Regions from separate parts of the Homo sapiens genome. Here region 1 is linked to region 2. Evidence: chromatin loops called from intact Hi-C (ENCODE). Cell type or tissue: CD14-positive monocyte. All regions are shown on one strand. Links, peaks and the distances in the headings refer to the core of each region. The heading gives the core; the rest is flanking DNA. Region 1 overlaps RIN2 (Ras and Rab interactor 2). Region 2 overlaps CFAP61 (cilia and flagella associated protein 61).

Region 1 (8,333 bases), core at 116-8,115, 340 kb after region 2:
TTGGCAGTCACAGATGGCACCATACTCCTGCCTGTGGCTTTGCATTTTTAGGTTCAGTAATAAGTGAAATGATTGAAGTACCACAAGGGATGAAGTTTTTCCTTTTTTTTTTTTTTTTTGAGACAGAGTCTCGCTCTGTCGCCCAGACTGGAGTGCAGTGGCGCGATCTCAGCTCACTGCAAGCTCCCCCTCCCGGGTTCACGCCATTCTCCTGCCTCAGCCTCCCAAGTAGCTGGGACTATAGGCGCCCGCCACCATGCCTGGCTAATTTTTTTTGTATTTTTAGTAGAGACGGGGTTTCACCGTGTTAGCCAGGATGGTCTTGATCTTCTGACCTTGTGATCTGCCCGCCTCGGCCTCCCAAAGTGCTGGGATTACAGGCGTGAGCCACTGCGCCCGGCCTGGGATGACGTTCTTTCTAAGAGTGGTCACTAAGGCTTTCGGCAGCCCCAGTTAGTTTTAGCATTGGTGTTTTCAGTTAGATCTTGCATCTTTTGCTTAATATTTTTAAGATGTGTTTATAGAGTACTTATTAAGCATCAGGCTTTGGGTCTACAATAGGGAAGAAAAATACATAATGTGCACTTTCACATTTTTATTTATTTTATTTTTTATTTTCTGAGCTCTGTTGTCCAGGCTGGAGTGCAGTGGCATGATCTCGGCTCACTGCAGCCTCCACCTTCTGGGTTCAAGCAATCCTTCTGCCTCAACCTCCCAAGTAGCTAGGATTACAGGTGTATGCCACCACGCCTGGCTAATTTTTGTATTTATAGTAGAGACGGGGTTTCACCATGTTGGCCAGGCTGGTCTTGAACTCCTGAGCTCAAGTGATCTGCCCGCCTTGATCTCCCAAGGTACGGGGATTATGGTGTGAGCCACTGCACCTGGCCACAAATTTAAGATACTATTAATGATAACACACACTCTTATTTTATATAGTATCAAGAAAAAGAGCCCTGCCACTTTTATACACCATTGACTACAGGATATAAATGATTTCAGGGATAACATTTTGAAAATCTTATAACTGAAATGTGCTGACTTATGTCTTCATAGAGCTCAGGTTGAAGGGGCCTGCAGGTGTATAGGTCAAATATTAGTGACTTGTTTGGTTGCATTGTTAGTGACAAACATGCTGTGTGGGGACCAGCATCCTGGAATTTACAAAATAGAAACTGGCAGATGACCGGCAGGCCTTCCAGCATCCTGAGCTCTCCCTAAAACCCTCTCTGGATATAACCGGGACTCTCGCACGGCATCTGTCATCCCCCAGCTGGAAGGCTGACAAGAGCAGATTCCCACATGGCAAACAGTTGCTCCACCTCAGCTTCCTGGGGAAACACAAAGCCTGGAGCCCACTCCATGAGAAGTGAGAGCAACAATTCACTGCGGGGCCTTCCAGCCTCCCAGCCTTCAGAGAAACTCCATTGGAGAGTAGCTTGAGTAGATTTGCCGTGAATATCAACCTTGTTCTCCCACACATAGTTCAGCCACCAAAGGCTGTTCTTACAGCAAATATAACTATGCCAACTTCAATAAAGCACAAAATATTCCCTTGCAAAGGCATACTTGGGCTCTGCGTAACACATCTACCTAAGTGTCATCCCAGATGTCATTTTGTATTTTGTCTGATTTTTTTTTTTTTTTTAATTAAGGCCCAGACTCCGTAAAGTCAGATGCTAACTTCTGGAAGGTCTGTAAATTGCAAATGATGTTTGTCCAGTAGAAAAGAGAACCCCAGAGGTTTTAATTGTATTGCCTTTTATGTCTTTAGCCAGGTTTGTATTGGGTTGTACCTTTTGAAGTTGAGTTGTTTGAAGGTCAAAAAGTGGTTGAATGCTGACAATAGCAAGCTTATCTCTAACCTTCAAAGGTAGATATGCAAAAGTGGCTCATAGTAGATGACAAAGTTCGTTTAAGGTGTTATTCTTTTGCCCACTGAGTCTTTCCCAATCTTTGCCCCATTTGGAGCCAGCTTTAATGTCCTGTTGATCTCATTAATGAGTTAAATCAATCTTTGACACACACACACACACACACACACACACACACACACACACAATGTATTTGTATGAGAGTCACGTTTTTTCGTTTTTTGAAAATTATCCCTGAAGTTTACAGCTATCCATCTAAGCTATGGGACCTTGGCCTTGGGTGGGAGGTTGCTTAACCTTTCTGGCCTTTGGTTTCCTTAAGCTTAAAATAGACGAGCAGGTTTCCAGTGCCTCTTCTGGCTCTAACTTGGTGTCCCCCCAGCTGTCCCACTTTGCCTTTCCGGAATGCACTGGCGTGGGTGTCACAGTCACATTCACTTCCCTTTTACCATTTCTGGCTTCTTACCACTTGTCTTCACTGGGTTTTCTACAAGCACTAGAGAAAAAAGATGACTTGCTCTTTCTAGAAGACAATCTGAATGTGTATATCAACATTAAAGTATGAAAACTGTTGGATTCAGCATTTCTACTTCTAGGAATTGACCCAAAGAAATAATCAGATACATGTAAAAGAATGCTTTGGGCAATATCATTTATGATAGTGAACAGGGGAAAAAGTGCTAAATGTCAAACAGCTGTGGACTGGGTAAATAAAGTGTGTACCCCAATATGATGGAATGCTATTCCGCCTTTAAAAGGCGATTCCGCCTTTAAAACATATTTCTTGAGATGTACAGTATATATCGATATATTGTATGTCAATATATCAATATAGTGATATGTTATTAAGTGGAAATAAACAAGTTGTGAAAAGTATGTGTTCTCTGAGCTCACTTAAGTAATAGTTGTGGCTGCACTTATGTATGGATTTACATAATATAGTCGAATCACAGACAGAACAAAAATCTGAATGCATTAGTGTCAAGATGCTCACTGGCTTCATTCCCGAGTGGAGTGATTAGAGGTGGTACAATTTAGGTCTCTTTTCTTCTTTACACTTTTTAAATTTCACAGTAAAAATAACTATTATCATTTTAGGAAAAATAGAAGAAAAAGAATAATTTGATGGATGGAATTAACAGAGAGCCTGGAATTGGCAGCAGAGCAATCAGACAAGTTTCCTCTGGAGCTCCTGGGCTCAGCCATTTAGTACTCTGGACAGGTGCTTACATTTGCCATATGGAAGGCTGGCAACAGATCACTTGGTTGGTGCAATTCTTGGTAAAACAAAGGAAATAAGGCATTCGGTGGATGACCGTGGCACAGCTATTTAATTATGTTCCTCACTCCTGGGCCCTCTCCCTCCCTGAAGCTGGGGCTTTGCCATTTGGAGTCGTACCTTACCCACTCCGCCTGCCTTTTTTTTTTTTAAATTTTTTAAATATCTGCTTAATTACACAGCAGGGGCTGACTTCAATTGGAATGGAAGTCACTTTTCATTCTAAAACATTAGCTATGTGTCAGGTGGTTTTCACTTTTTCTCGTTGTAAACTCTGAGTTGTACTTTTCCTGCGCCCACTGCTTCTATGCCACTGTCTCCAGATGCCTATGAATTTCAAATGCACAGATGGAGCCAGGATCTGTATATCAAGCAGCATCTCCCCAAGTGGTTTCCACCCAACACAAGCAGTGTAGGATGTGAACAGGCACGATTTCAATACAAACACTACTGCTCGAACAACAGTGGAAGCACATTAAACATTCGATAAAATGAGGTCACTGAAGACTCCTCAGAACTTTTCAGATGCTGATGTCCAGGGTTGGTCTCCAGGGAGTGAATAAAGTATGCGGGGTTCCCCAAACCTACTGGCTTTAGGGCTTTCTGTTGATGATCATTTCTGGGGAGCAGTGGTCTGCAAAACTCTTTATTTTTTATTTTTTGGACAGGATCTCACTCTGTCGCCCAGGCTGGAGCTGGAGTGCAGCCTTGAGCTCCCAGGCTAAAGCGATCCTCTCAACTCAGCCTCCTGAGTAGCTGGAACCAGAGGTGTGTGCCACCACGCCCAGCTAATATTTTTATTTCTTGTACAGATGGAATCTCGCTAGTTTGTCCAGGATGGACTCAAACTCCTGGCCTCAGGCAATCCTCCCGCTTTGGTTTCCCAAAGTACTAGGATTATGGGCGTGAGCCACTACACCCAGCCCCCAAACTCTTAAAGAAATGCAAACTTAAAGCAGTGTTCCTGGGGACAGTAACTGCTGTATTTGGAATTTCAGTTTTGTTTGTTTGTTTGTTTTTTCTGAGATGGAGTCTCACTCTGTCACCAGGCTGGAGTGCAATGGCACTATCTCAGCTCACTGCAATCTCCGCCTCTCAGGTTCAAGCGATTCTCCTGCCTCAGCCTCCCGAGTAGCTGGGACTACAGGCGCGTGCCACCATACTCAGCTAATTTTTGTATTTTTAGTAGATTCAGGGCTTCACCATGTTGGCCAGGATGGTCTCGGTCTCTTGACCTCGTGATCCACTCGCCTCGGCCTCCCAAAGTGCTGGGATTACAGGCGTGAGCCACAGCGCTCGGCCAGAATTTCAGTTTTAATTAAAAAACAAAACAGGAAAGAATGGAGTAAGGGTTCACAGTGAAAGGAATTGGATAGGGGAGATGAATCTGTAGCATGCAATATCAGAAGGGAAATTTTGAAACAGAAAATGACAAAAAATTTTCTGTAAATTGAGCTTGTCAGTGTCCTCTGAGCACATAGAGTTGGTTTAGGGAAGGAAGAGAGCAGAGTGGGTATGAAAAGGGAATTTGGATTATAAGCAAATATGAAGCTCAGCCATTTTCGGTCTTGTGAAGATGATTAGTTACTCTGAGGGGATGAGTCACTAAGATTTGAAATTTACTGAAATGCAAAGGTTTGTTCCTCATTTGGAACCTGCGCTCTGATGCGGACATCTGCTGAGACACCCTTGACTTCTTAATCCAGATGGGACACATGGAGCAGAGACTGTGAGTGCTCTGCCCACAACCCTTGGAAGTCACCGTTTTCTTCTGTTGTGATGGCTCTACTGCAGGCACCTGGAAGTCTCTGCCCACAGCTGAGGAAGCTCTGTGGCTGGGAGTGAGTGCTGAGCAGATCAGACCACAGTGCTGGGGAGTTAATACCCCAGGGCAGCCCTCAGCCAAGGAGGGATGGCAGTGGGTGCACAAACACCCCAGCTGCCTCGCTCTTATGTGGAACAACTTGGATGCCCCCACACAGTCTCTCAGAGGTCCCCAGTGGGATTGCACCATGTATTGGCTGCCTCCCCTTCCTGTCTCACTCCCCTACTCTCCCACATGAACTTTCTGTGATCACTCAACACAGAATAGACTACTTGCATTCGTATTCTGTCTCTGCTACTGGAGGAACCCAAACAATGTTTTTCTTTTTACTATAAATTCAGAGCAGGAAATCCCTGCTGGGATTCGCTCCATCTTAGGCAGTCAGATACCTTCACTACCCGTAGGGCCTTTTCTCCCAGCTGCACTGCTGTCATCCCGAAGGTCTTAGGGAATGGCCACAGAGGGGTCTCTTGTGCTGTTCTGCTCTCATTGAGGTTGTAGTGACCAGAACTGGGCACAGTTTCCCAGTGCCACCTTAGTCTCATCTCTCCCTGACACACACAAAACACCCTTTGTTATCATTTAGGATATAGCTAACAGGATAACATTCACAAGACTGGTGTTTCTCAAACTGGAATGTGCACACGCATGACCTAGGGACCTGGTGAAGGTGCAGGTTCTGATTCAGAGGCATTCCGTAGGGCCTGAGAGTCTGCATTTTTAGCAAACTCCATGGCTGACGGGCAGACCACACTGTGAACAAGGTTCCACTGGAGTGTGAGAGCCCCAACCACAAGACCAATTCTTTCCCAGGTCGGTATATCCAGTGTCTCGTCCAGCTGGCTACATAGTGGGTGCTGAGTTTATATTTGTTAAATTTGGCTCTTGCAATTGATTAACACATCGATTCACTAATTTAATTCAGCTGCCCAGCTTCAAACACGAGAGCAGCAACTGTTTAATGCAAATTTTTTTGATGCAATGTCCTTCTGATGGTGGGAAAGTACATACTGGGAAAGTCATACAGGAACACCACAGAACAATGCAGAGCGTGTGCAGACAGGCAAATTTGGTGTGAGTCATTGTCAACTCACACCATTGTCAACATTATTGAAGACCTGCTACCTTTAGGGTAATAGCCTAACTAGACACCAAAAGAAGCATAAGATATTATTTCTATCCCCCAAAAGGCTTGCAATGTGACTGAAAAAATGAGACAGACAATAAGAAACAAGCATCAGGTGAGTGGTTAAAGACAGTAGTAACCCTGACAACTAGTTTGCTTGATCTAACTCACTTGACATCTCAGTAAGCCCGTCTGATCACTGAACTGATAATACTGTTATTAAAGCCACCTGGCTCTCCTAGACCGCAAACTCTGGTAGTTGCATTTCACAAAATTCAGATTCAACTTCACACGCACCCCATCACAACGCACGTGTGCATATGCCTATGGGCAGATGGGCCCCCTTAATCACATAGGTTTTAATATTTTTATTCGGGGCAAGAGAAAAAAATAATCTTCCTTAAAAACAGGTTCTAATCCACATTCATAGCAGCATTATTTCCCACAGTCAAAAGGTAGAAGCACCCAGTGTCCGCTGATGGATGAATGAATAAGCAAAATGTGGTCTTCTCATACAATGGAATATTATTCAGCCTTAAAAAGGAAGAAAATTATAACATATGCTACAAAAAGGATAAACTTTGAGGACATTAAGCTAAGTGAAATAAGCCAGTTACAGAAGGACAAACACTGTATGATTCCACTTGTAGGAAGTACCGAGAGGAGTCAAACTCATAGAAACAGGAAGCAGAAGGGTAGTTACCAGGGGTTGAGGAAAAGGAGGAATGGGGAATTATTTAATAGATAGAGTTTCAATTCTGCAAGATGAAAGGAGTTCTGGAAATGGATGGTGGTGATGGTTGCACAACAATATGAATGTACTTAATGCCACAGAATTGTACATTTAAAAATGTTTAAAATGTGACTGGGCATGGTGGCTCATGTCTGTAATCTCAGCACTTTCAGAAGTCAAGGCAGGAAGATGGCTTGAGCCTAGGAGTTTGAGAACAGCCTGGGCAACACAGTGAGACACCATCACTAAAGTGCTTAAAATGGTGAGCTTAAAAAACATGGTTAAAAATGCTTAAAATGGTAAATTTTATGTTATGTATGCTTTATCACAATTAAAAAAAAAACAGTAAGATCTGAGAGCTACAGTGTGAACAACGACAACAAAACAGAATCCCTAGAAAATAACTTCATAGAAAACAAGGTAGAAGAGTTTCTTTTTGTTTATGAATATATGTCATGGAGACCTTCTCTTGAGAAAATGATCTATACGAACCCATCTCCAGCTTCTAAATTCTGGGCTCCTCCAAGAAAATGACAGTAATCAGAGGCAAAGCCCAGGAGGGCCCTAACTGTGAAGAGGACCTCGCAGCACTTTCTCTGGACCCATGCGCATGGACTGAGGCTCAGCCTGTGCACCGCACGCTCATGGCACCTCTTGATGCTGTGGACAACATGCAGCTTCCTCAGCTGTGCCTTTCCCACACCCCGGGGTTTTCCATTTCCTAGTGACATCAAACATTCAGGATGGAGAAGAAAAACCTGCTGTTCACCCAAAAAGGTGGTTAGAAATGACCATCCCGGCGTGGTCGTGGTAGCTCACGCCTGTAATCCCAGCACTTTGGGAGGCTGAGGCGAGTGGATCACTTGAGCTCAGGAGTTTGAGACTGGCCTGGCCAACATGGTGAAACCCCGTCTCTACTAAAAATACAAAAATTAGCTGGGCATGGTGGCAGGCGCCTGTAATCCCAGCTATTTGGGAGGCTGAGACAGTGGAATCGTTTGAACTCCGGAGGCGGAAGTTGCAGTGAGCCGAAATCGCAGCATGGCACTCCAGCCTGGGCGATGGGAGTGAGACTTCATCTCAAAAAAAAAAAAAAAAAAAAGAAAAAGAAAAAGAAAAAAGAAATGACCATCCCAGCAATGGATGCAGGGGCTTTTCCTGATGGGAACAGGCCTCCTGGAGCCAGGTGAACTGGCTGAGATGCCCCTGGAGAGGGGTCTGGCCTGGTAAAAAGCATGGACCTGCAGCAGGAGACCAAATCAGGTTCTGGGGTGGTGAGAGCACAGTTGAACCCCAGGCTTCCTTCCTTTGTGTCTTTAAGCAATGCTCATATGAAATGTGTCTATGTGAAAGCCCTTTCCCTGTTCTGGGTCACAGCATTTTGACTCAGATGAGAAACTTGTCTGGGTCCAGTTGACGTGTACTTGAGGAGTCCTGGAGTTAAGGCTGAGTTTTAGAATCTGCTTTTCATGTTTAGCTTAATTCAATTATGAAAA
Region 2 (8,333 bases), core at 102-8,101:
ACCTGAAGCATGTTAGAGAAATGCTTATTTCAGTGATAATAGATAAAGTGGTGACAGTGGTTAAAAAAAAAAAAGTAGACATAGCAATATTCAGTATGTCTTTTTCTGTCCCGAGATACAATCAATCAGATTTTAATTGAAAAAAAAAAAAAACACAAAAACAGGTGGAAAGAGCACCTAGAAACAATTCTCAGAGGGAGTTGCTCTAGTTATGTAATGCTGTGTAACAAATTGTTTCAAAACTCAGTGGTAAAAATCAACCATTAGGCTCCCAGCTTATGCAGGACAGTAATTCAGACAGGGCAAGGTGGGGAATGACTTGTCTCTGTTCCACCATGTCTGGGGCCTCAGCTAGGAAGACTCAAAGGCTAGGGGTGACTCAGGGGCTGGGGGCTGAAATCATCTGAAGATAATTAAACTATCTCAATCCTTTTTCTTTCCCCTGGAAAATATGCTGGGTATTCAAATGTGACAACAAATTGTCATGATTTGCCTTGCAGTTGATGTTGGCTAAGGGCTGGATCTGAGCTGGGGTTGTTGGCCAGAACACCTACATGTGGCCTCTCCATGTAGCTTGGGCTTCCTCATAACGTGGTGGCTGGGTTCCAAGGGAAAGTGTTCTGAGAAAGAGAGAGCCAATAGAGAGAGGTCCATATTCTTTTCCAACCTAGTCTTGGAAGTTGAGCAGTGCCTCTTCCACCATATTCGATTCATGGAGATAGCCATAAAGGCCTGCCCAGGACCAGGGGAGGGAACCTAGACTCCACCTCTTCATGTAGGAGGGGCAAGGCTCTGGAAGAGGACATGGGAATGCATTGGATGTGGTGGCCATTTTTGGCAAAAATAATCTGCCACAGAAATTGTATCTGGGGTTGAAATTTAAGGATATAGAGGGGCTAGGCAGAAAAGAAAAGGAAAGAAACAGATTATTATTTACTTTTGAAAAGTATAGGATTATTCCTTGTCTTGTCAGAGAAATATTCTCCTTCTCTTTATTCCCCTCCATCTTTCTCTCATTTTTGATGCAGATGTGTGTGGGAACAGAAACTTTCCTCTACTGTAAGGAAAGTAACAGTAAAAACACAATAACGGATGATAGCTGATACTCGTCTTCTTTGTCAAGGATACTGTGGCAAACTGGAGGGTTTGTGCTTGGGCCAGAGATTTCAGCCATGACTGAGTTCCATCTAGTTGCTGCCAGTGTAGAGTATGGATCCAGTATGGCCAGATCTGACTTCCCAAGAAATGCCAGGCCCTTGGGTTTTCATGTAGACTCCTGATTTTTTATTATATTCGTTCAAATTAAAATCAGACAAAGAAGTGTCATTGCAAAAACCAAATAAAACAGCATAGTGACCTGAGGTTCCCCAAATGGGCCACCACTTGGTCCCTCTGACTTTTAATTGGCTGCCAGGTGGCAGTTATGAGGAGAAAAAGGGGGCAAGCAGAGGGGCAGCCTAGAGGGAGCCTGAGGCCTTTGGCAGATACCCACTGGCTTGCTGCACTCAGGGTCTAAGACCTCAGGGCTGTGAGGCAAGAATACTCCTAGAGTTATGACAGGCAATAAGTTTACTTGCAGTCAAGAGGGATGTTGGGGCAGAGGAAGTTCTTTCTCCTTTGACAAGCAGGCAAATGCTGGCTGGTGCTTAAACTCATGGGGCTTGACTAACCTCCAGCTGACAGGAAACTTTTGGTTATACACTTCCTCAATAGAAATTGTAAAGCCTTAGTACATTGCCGTGATGTATTTAATGCAATTTCAAACTAGATTAAATTAAAATGAAACAGCAAAACAGAACCAATGTTTAAAGCTGGATATTCTCTCTCCATTAAGAGGCTGCAGTGAAATTGTATTTAGCAAAAGGGAACAACTAAATAAATAATGGTCATTTACTGTAACCAAAATTGCAGAGGTAAAGTTTTCTTATTAGTAATATAGCTCGTTTAGTAATACCCCACTAAAATGTTGATAGCATTATATTCATAGTTATTATAAAGCAGCCCACTGAAGGCTTTGGCGAAAAGTCTGACGTGCACAATACTGAATACTGTGCTTCGGGCTTTTGAAACCTCACTGGAACTACAAGGAGCATTGTAGCATAAAAGAAAATAAAATCTGGGTAACATTACATCAGTTTAATAAGTCATGATTTAACAAGTGAAAAAGCCTTGGCGGAAAGTGGCAGTGCTAAAGAACAAATTGAGAGCTACTTCATTTATAAAAGTTTCAATGAGTTATCATTTCAAGTAGTGGTGTTTAGGCAAAAATAAAAAGGAAGAGGAGAAAAAAGAATAAGGTCCAAATTGAAAATTAGCTCACTACAATCTTGAAATGTAATTGCATTCTGATAATCCACATAATTCTTGTGTGCACTTAAATGTGTAGAGTTGTTTTGCATACTTCTCTACTATAAAGAATAAGAGCAATTAAAGAAAAACTAATGGGATTATGGCATTTTCACAAAGCAGGCAAAACTGAAGCTAGAATTATAAATTCCAAAGCCAAATAAATTTGTCTGCACAGAGTTTAGGAGACATCAATTAATTAGAAAACGATCTATGGAAAAAGAAGCTTGCTTTGTGATCAGTTCATCATTTACTGTGTTCTTTCATTGAATGGAAGCTTCTAGCAGAAAAAGAATTTGTATGGAGACATTGAGAAGAAGCCAGTACAAGAAATTTCCTTCTTCCATGTGTGCTTATGGGGACACAGAGCTATCCAGCCTGAAAAGTAAAAAGAAGCTTCCTTTCTGAATGGTTCATCACATACTGTTTTCTTTCATTGAACAGCAGATTTAAACACTAAGAGGAGTTTGTAGGCAGACATTTAGAAGAAGCTAGCAGAAGTTTCTTACACCCATACATTCCTGTTGGTCAAGAGAGGTCACTAGCCCTGAAAAGGTAAAAGAGGCAAGGGAGAGAACAGTCTTTAATATAAGGGCTTGGTTATATTTAATGAAGTGCCACAAGGACTGGTTATCCAAACTGAGGGTTCTCTGCCACTAACTAAAGTGCCACTAACTTCTGAGTGGAGAGCAGCAGATAACTTTTCAACCACACTGATTTGCCATAGCACAGTGCCACCATCACTCAGCAATAACTCACGGTGGCTAGGACTGCTGGCTGCCTAACCCAATATTCTGTCTTCCTTCCTTTCTTAGTAACAGACTCTTGGGAAATATGCTCGGCTGAAAAACTGCATTTCCCAACTCAAGACCTAAGAGGTGGTCAGGAGATACAAGCAGGAGTCCTTGGATGAGGTAATGAGAAAAGTCATCATGCTCTAGTCCTTCCTCTTTCTTGCCTCTTGCAAATGGAATGACTGGAACACAGCAGCCATCTTGAGATGCTGAGAATGGAAACCACACATTAAAAATAGAAAGAGGGCCAGGCATGGTGACTCACACCTGTAGTCCCAGCACTTTGGGAGGCTGAGGCAGGCGGATCCCTTGAGCCTAGAAGTTTGAGACCAGCCTGGGAAACATGGGAGATCTCATCTCTACTACAAATACAAATACAAAAAAAAAAAAAAAAATTAGCTGGGTTTGGCGGCATGTACCTGTATAGTCCCAGCTACTCGGGAGGCTGAAGTAGGAGAATCACCTGAGCCGGGGAGGTCAAGGTTGCAGTGAGCTGTGATTGCACCACTGCACTCCAGCCTGGGTGACAGGAGTCAGAACTTGTCAAAAAAAAAAAAAAAAAAAAAAAAAAAGATGGAAGGGCCTGGGTTCCTGTTGACATCAGGGAGCCACCTTACCGGGCCTGGGTTGCTTTTCTCCAGATATTTTTATTTTTAATGAGAGAAGGAAATAAACTTTTTCTTTTTGAACTGCTTATTTGACTGTAGCTGTAAATACAAAGCTCTAGAATCTCTGTGGTAATGACTTTTAAAAGCCATCAAGTATAAGCCCTGCACCATGTCAATGAGAGATAAAGGGAAGCAACAAGAAAGGGAAAGGAGAGGGAAAGAGAACGAAACAGAGACAGTGCTTGATCCAGGGCCAGACCACCTGAGTTTGGACCCTAGTCTATCACCTCCCTACTAACTGACCCTGGGCAAACTACCTAAGCTTCACAGCACCCTCGGTTCTCTAACCTACAACATGGGGATGCCAATGGCAGTGACCTCAGTGTATGGTGAGAGTTCCATCTGTTACCATGTGTCTGTCTCGCGGTAAACATTCAACGGCAGTCAGGTGCTCTCCCGCTTTGAGGCTGCCTGGCAGCAGGCTCCTGTCTCCTAGGGTTGACCGTTTTCTTTGGAGTAGACTTTCACTCTATCGGAAAGCTGTTCCTCGGGATGAATAAACACTGCATTCCCATCACTTTTGGGGCCTGTCTAGATCTGTTTCCCAGAGCCATCATGTGCAAGACTAATTTCGCTCTCCATATGAAAAGTCTTCAAGTATTTGAAGACTGGCTGGCCATCCTGCACACCCTGAATCTTCACTCCTCTGGCTGCGCATCTGGAGTGACGGAGCCCCTCCCTCGCTGTGCTTCAGCTTGTTCCTTCCCTTCTTCAGTGGGACTCCAAGGAACGAAGGTCATATTGCAAGTACACTTCTGTTTTTGTGGCCATCCTCTGATACAACCATGTTCGGCAGGTAAAAAGTTCATGACCTCTATATTCTCATCATGGATTTTACCCTTGATCAAGATTAATGCTTTTCTTTCTCCAATTCACTTTCTTGGGCACTAATATTATTGCTGTTTCTAATAGCTGTGTGAAATTTGCCTGACAGTCTTTTGCTGGTGCACTTTGAACCATCTTCTTATTTTTAAGCTTTTGTTGCCCTTTGATTGGGTATTTCTCTTATATTTTGAATTAAGTGTAAAAACAGAGTCTTGGTTCTTATAACAGGGTGGTTTGAAGCCCTAACCCTAATCCACCCATGACACTCACTGAATTTTTCTCCTTATGTCATTCTGGTTTACACCTTCACTTTTAACCATTGTGTCTGTTTTCCTTTGTTTTCTCCCTTTTATCTTCTGCAGTGTTGGGAAGGTGAATTCCTTCATGCTGTTTCAAAGGATTCTTTAATCTTATTTCTTCTAAATATAAGAGTCAACACTGAAATAGTACTCTTGGGTTTCTCCCCTTAAGACAATGCATATTCCTCCCTTGCCACCTCCCTCCCAATTTTCAACAACTTCTTGGTCTTTATTAGATTAATTTAGCTTAAGAGTCATTTTCTATTTTGCATTTATTCTCAGATTTACAACAATTATTTAGATTACATTTTTAAATTGTTTGTGGTGCTTGCCACCTGTCCTTTTGTACTACTATGAAATTCTATATTTTCTTTCTTTCTTTTTCTTTTTTTTTTTTGTTTTTTTGTTTTTTTTGAGACAGTCTTGCTCTGTTGCCCAGGCTGGAGTGCAGTGGCACAATCTCGGCTCACTGCAACCTCTGCCTCCTGGTTCAAGTGATTCTTTTGCCTCAGCCTTCCAAGTAGCTGGGATTACAAGACCCTGCCACCACACCTGGCTAATTTTTGTATTTTTAGTAGAGATGGGGTTTCACCATGTTGGTCAGGCTGGTCTCGAACTCCTGACCTCAAGTGATCCACCTGCCTTGGCCTCCCAAAATGCTGGGATTACAGATGTGAGCCACCACGCCTGGCTGAAGTTCTAATTTTTCTTTTCTATCTCAATTATTTTGAGTGCACATTAAGCAAAGAACACGGAAGATAATTTTTTCTGAGGCCTTGTATATAAAAGAATGGCTACCTGCTATTTTCAAATATGAGAGATTTAGGTGGACACATAATTACTGAATCACCACTTTTCGTCAAAATTCTGTGGGATTAGTTTCATTTTCTTTTGCTATTTAATGCTGGAGATAAAAATTTTGATATCTGTTTTATTTTTATTCTTTTTTAGGGAGAAAGGTTGTAATCTGTTATTTTTCTTTTGAAGTTTGTTCAATTTTTTCCTGCCATTCTATGAGAAACTATTTATCATCCTCAATGCAATTTGATCACCCAGCCCCTGAAATGGCAGCTGAAGCATCGGAAGAGCAGAGGCTAAGCTAAGAAGGCCACAGGGTTAGACAAAAAGGGAGATGGGTGACTAAGAAAGAATTGAAATTCTGTCAGAACATAACTGAGAAAATTTTTCTTTGATTTTGCCTAGAATGTGGTCAGCTGGACAATATGTTTTTCGGGTAAAAAAGTTTTCTTCTAGAATATCTTCAATTATTGTCCCTTGAGTCTCTTCTTCAGGAAAACCAATTATTTCTATGCTGCCTCCATGCCTATCAGACCCTGTTTTCTCCTGAACCAAGCATATCCCTTTGTCCTCTGCTTCTGCCCTCCAGGAGTGCTTTGTCTTCAGCATCACTAACTGTTTAGCAGCAGTTCTGTCTCTGATGGAGATTTCATTTTAATTTTTTCTTATTCACCCATCTCCTTTTTTATGTGTGGCCTTCTCAGCTTTGCCTCTGCTCTTTCAATGGCTTCAGCTCCCATTTCAGAGGCCAGGTGATCAAATTGTATAAAGGATGATAAATAGTTGCCTACAATGTGTGTGTGTGTGTGTGTGTGTGTGTGTGTGTGGCCTAAATTTTTCAACATTTTCACAACTATGTTCTTCCTCTGATTTTTCCAAATATTGTATTGTTCTCTTTCTCTTACTGTGTTATCTTTTTATTCTAGTTGTCCTTTGCTGTTCAGCAAACTCACACTAAAACTTAGTAGCTTAAATACCTACTTTCTTAACTTTCCATGATTTTGTTGGTCAGAAATTTGGGTAGCATTTGGATGAGCAATTCTTTTATTCTGTGTGCTGTGGACAGGAGTCACTTGGCAACTTTCAGCTGGTGGATGGACTGATCTGGAGGATCTGAGATTGTTTCACTCACATGCCCAGTGCCTTGCAAGGCTGGCTGAAGGGCTGGGATCAGTGGGGCCTGGGAGGCAGAGAGCTCACCTACAGCGTCTCCAGCGTGGCAACCCCAGGGCATCAGAACTTCTCACGTGGCACCTCAGGACTCCAGGAGCGACTGCTGCCACAATCCAGGAGGCACTGTATGGCCTCTGTGACTTGGCCTCAGAAGTCACACCATGTCACAACCTTTGCACTTTGTTGGCCGAGGCAGTCACAAGGCTGCCCAGATTCAAGGAGAGGAGACATAGACTCTACCTCTTAGATGGAAGAGGCATCAAAGAATTTGCAGCCATTTTTAAAACAGCCAGTTTTCTTTGACTGCATGCTTTTATTTTCCCCTGTAATCATTCTCAGAGTGAGATCTCTATATAGTAGGTGCTGTCAAATGACACGGGGGAGTGTCTTTCTCAGGTCTCTTACTGGGAGGTACAGCACTGGTGTAGATGGGTCTTTCCTCCCTGCTGTGTGTAGAAGGCTGTCACCTGGGCTGCACCATTCTGGATGCCACACTATTACTGACCCAGTCTAAGACATGATTAACCCCTTTGGAGACAATGTAACATTGCCGACCCACATCAAGCTCACTGTATACTACAGTCTCAGCTCTTCTTCTTGCTTGCTTGGAAGTACCTGCCCTACCTGTCAGCTGCTAGTGACCCCCGACCCATGAACAGTCCATACCACAGTCTTCTCATGCTCAACACCAAGCTCATTTGATTTCAGTTGGTACATTTTTGTTCTTCCTCTTTATGAGGTTCCTCAAATCCAGGCCTGGGGAAGGCATCTCTCTGCTGCTCCATGACCGTCCATGAGTCATGGAGAGTGGCCCTGTGATCTCAGAGGGGTTTTCAAAACCAGAGTGTGTTTGCCAACAAAAATGATCAACATTGATTGGAGGGCTGGAGAAGGAGTTATAGAGTCTGGAAAGTGAGCCAGCTAAATCTTCATCTTCGAAAATGGAGAGGTTGTAGATAATGTCTGAAGTTGACAGAGCAAGGAAGGACATTCTATAAACATATTACTGTATTTGGAGTTATGCAGGTAGCCACTGAAAAACTAAGAACAGAAATGCTTCAAACTGGTTGCCTCTGGAAAGAGAGCTGGGAGGAAGAGTGGGCTGGGAGAGACCAGCTCTCCTCATGCTTAGCCGTGCAGTGCAATGTAGTATTTTACCTTGTGCATGGATTTTGTAATAAGAAATAGCGATGTGCATTTGGATATTAAAAACATTACACAACAATTTAGAGTGAGGCGTGCCATTTAAAAGGTCTGATTAGAGGTTGCGGTTTGTCATTACATTTTATAGAGGGTTGTCTTCTTGCTTTGGGTTTAAGCTCTGTTTTCATTATTTTAATTTGTTTTTTAGAAAATCACAAAATTGGGACAAAACCAGGAGAGAGTTGAAGACAATGGGGGAAGGGGGAGAAAAGCTCCCCAGTGAATTC

Evidence for each region. Peaks named below come from ENCODE experiments on the same cell type or tissue, not always from the same donor. Only the 100,000 strongest peaks of a DNase experiment are listed, where the experiment ranks them.
Region 1: a loop joins it to region 2, with 4 times the contacts of the local background. A loop is called at or near these places in 1 of 110 quality-filtered maps.

What each region holds. Positions count from the first base shown.
Region 1 is chr20:19,912,082-19,920,414 of GRCh38, reverse strand. All of the region lies in intron 3 of RIN2 (Ras and Rab interactor 2), which reads right to left. Among named protein-coding and RNA genes, the nearest start is that of NAA20, 100 kb to the left of the region's middle. RefSeq lists an enhancer at 4,863-4,932. In CD14-positive monocyte, for the core only: no CTCF peak of the experiment used is centred there; DNase peaks (open chromatin) are centred at 2,294, 4,774, 6,024 and 6,834; H3K4me3 peaks cover 3,332 bases; H3K27ac peaks cover 6,573 bases.
Region 2 is chr20:20,254,625-20,262,957 of GRCh38, reverse strand. It overlaps CFAP61 (cilia and flagella associated protein 61), which reads right to left. Exons shown (of 27, transcript NM_015585.4): 21 at 1-2. It overlaps CFAP61-AS1 (CFAP61 antisense RNA 1), which reads left to right. Exons shown (of 4, transcript NR_183979.1): 2 at 3,162-3,260; 3 at 4,399-4,604; 4 at 6,797-8,333. Among named protein-coding and RNA genes, the nearest start is that of CFAP61-AS1, 9.0 kb to the left of the region's middle. In CD14-positive monocyte, for the core only: no CTCF peak of the experiment used is centred there; DNase peaks (open chromatin) are centred at 1,627, 3,257 and 7,687; H3K4me3 peaks cover 991 bases; H3K27ac peaks cover 6,014 bases.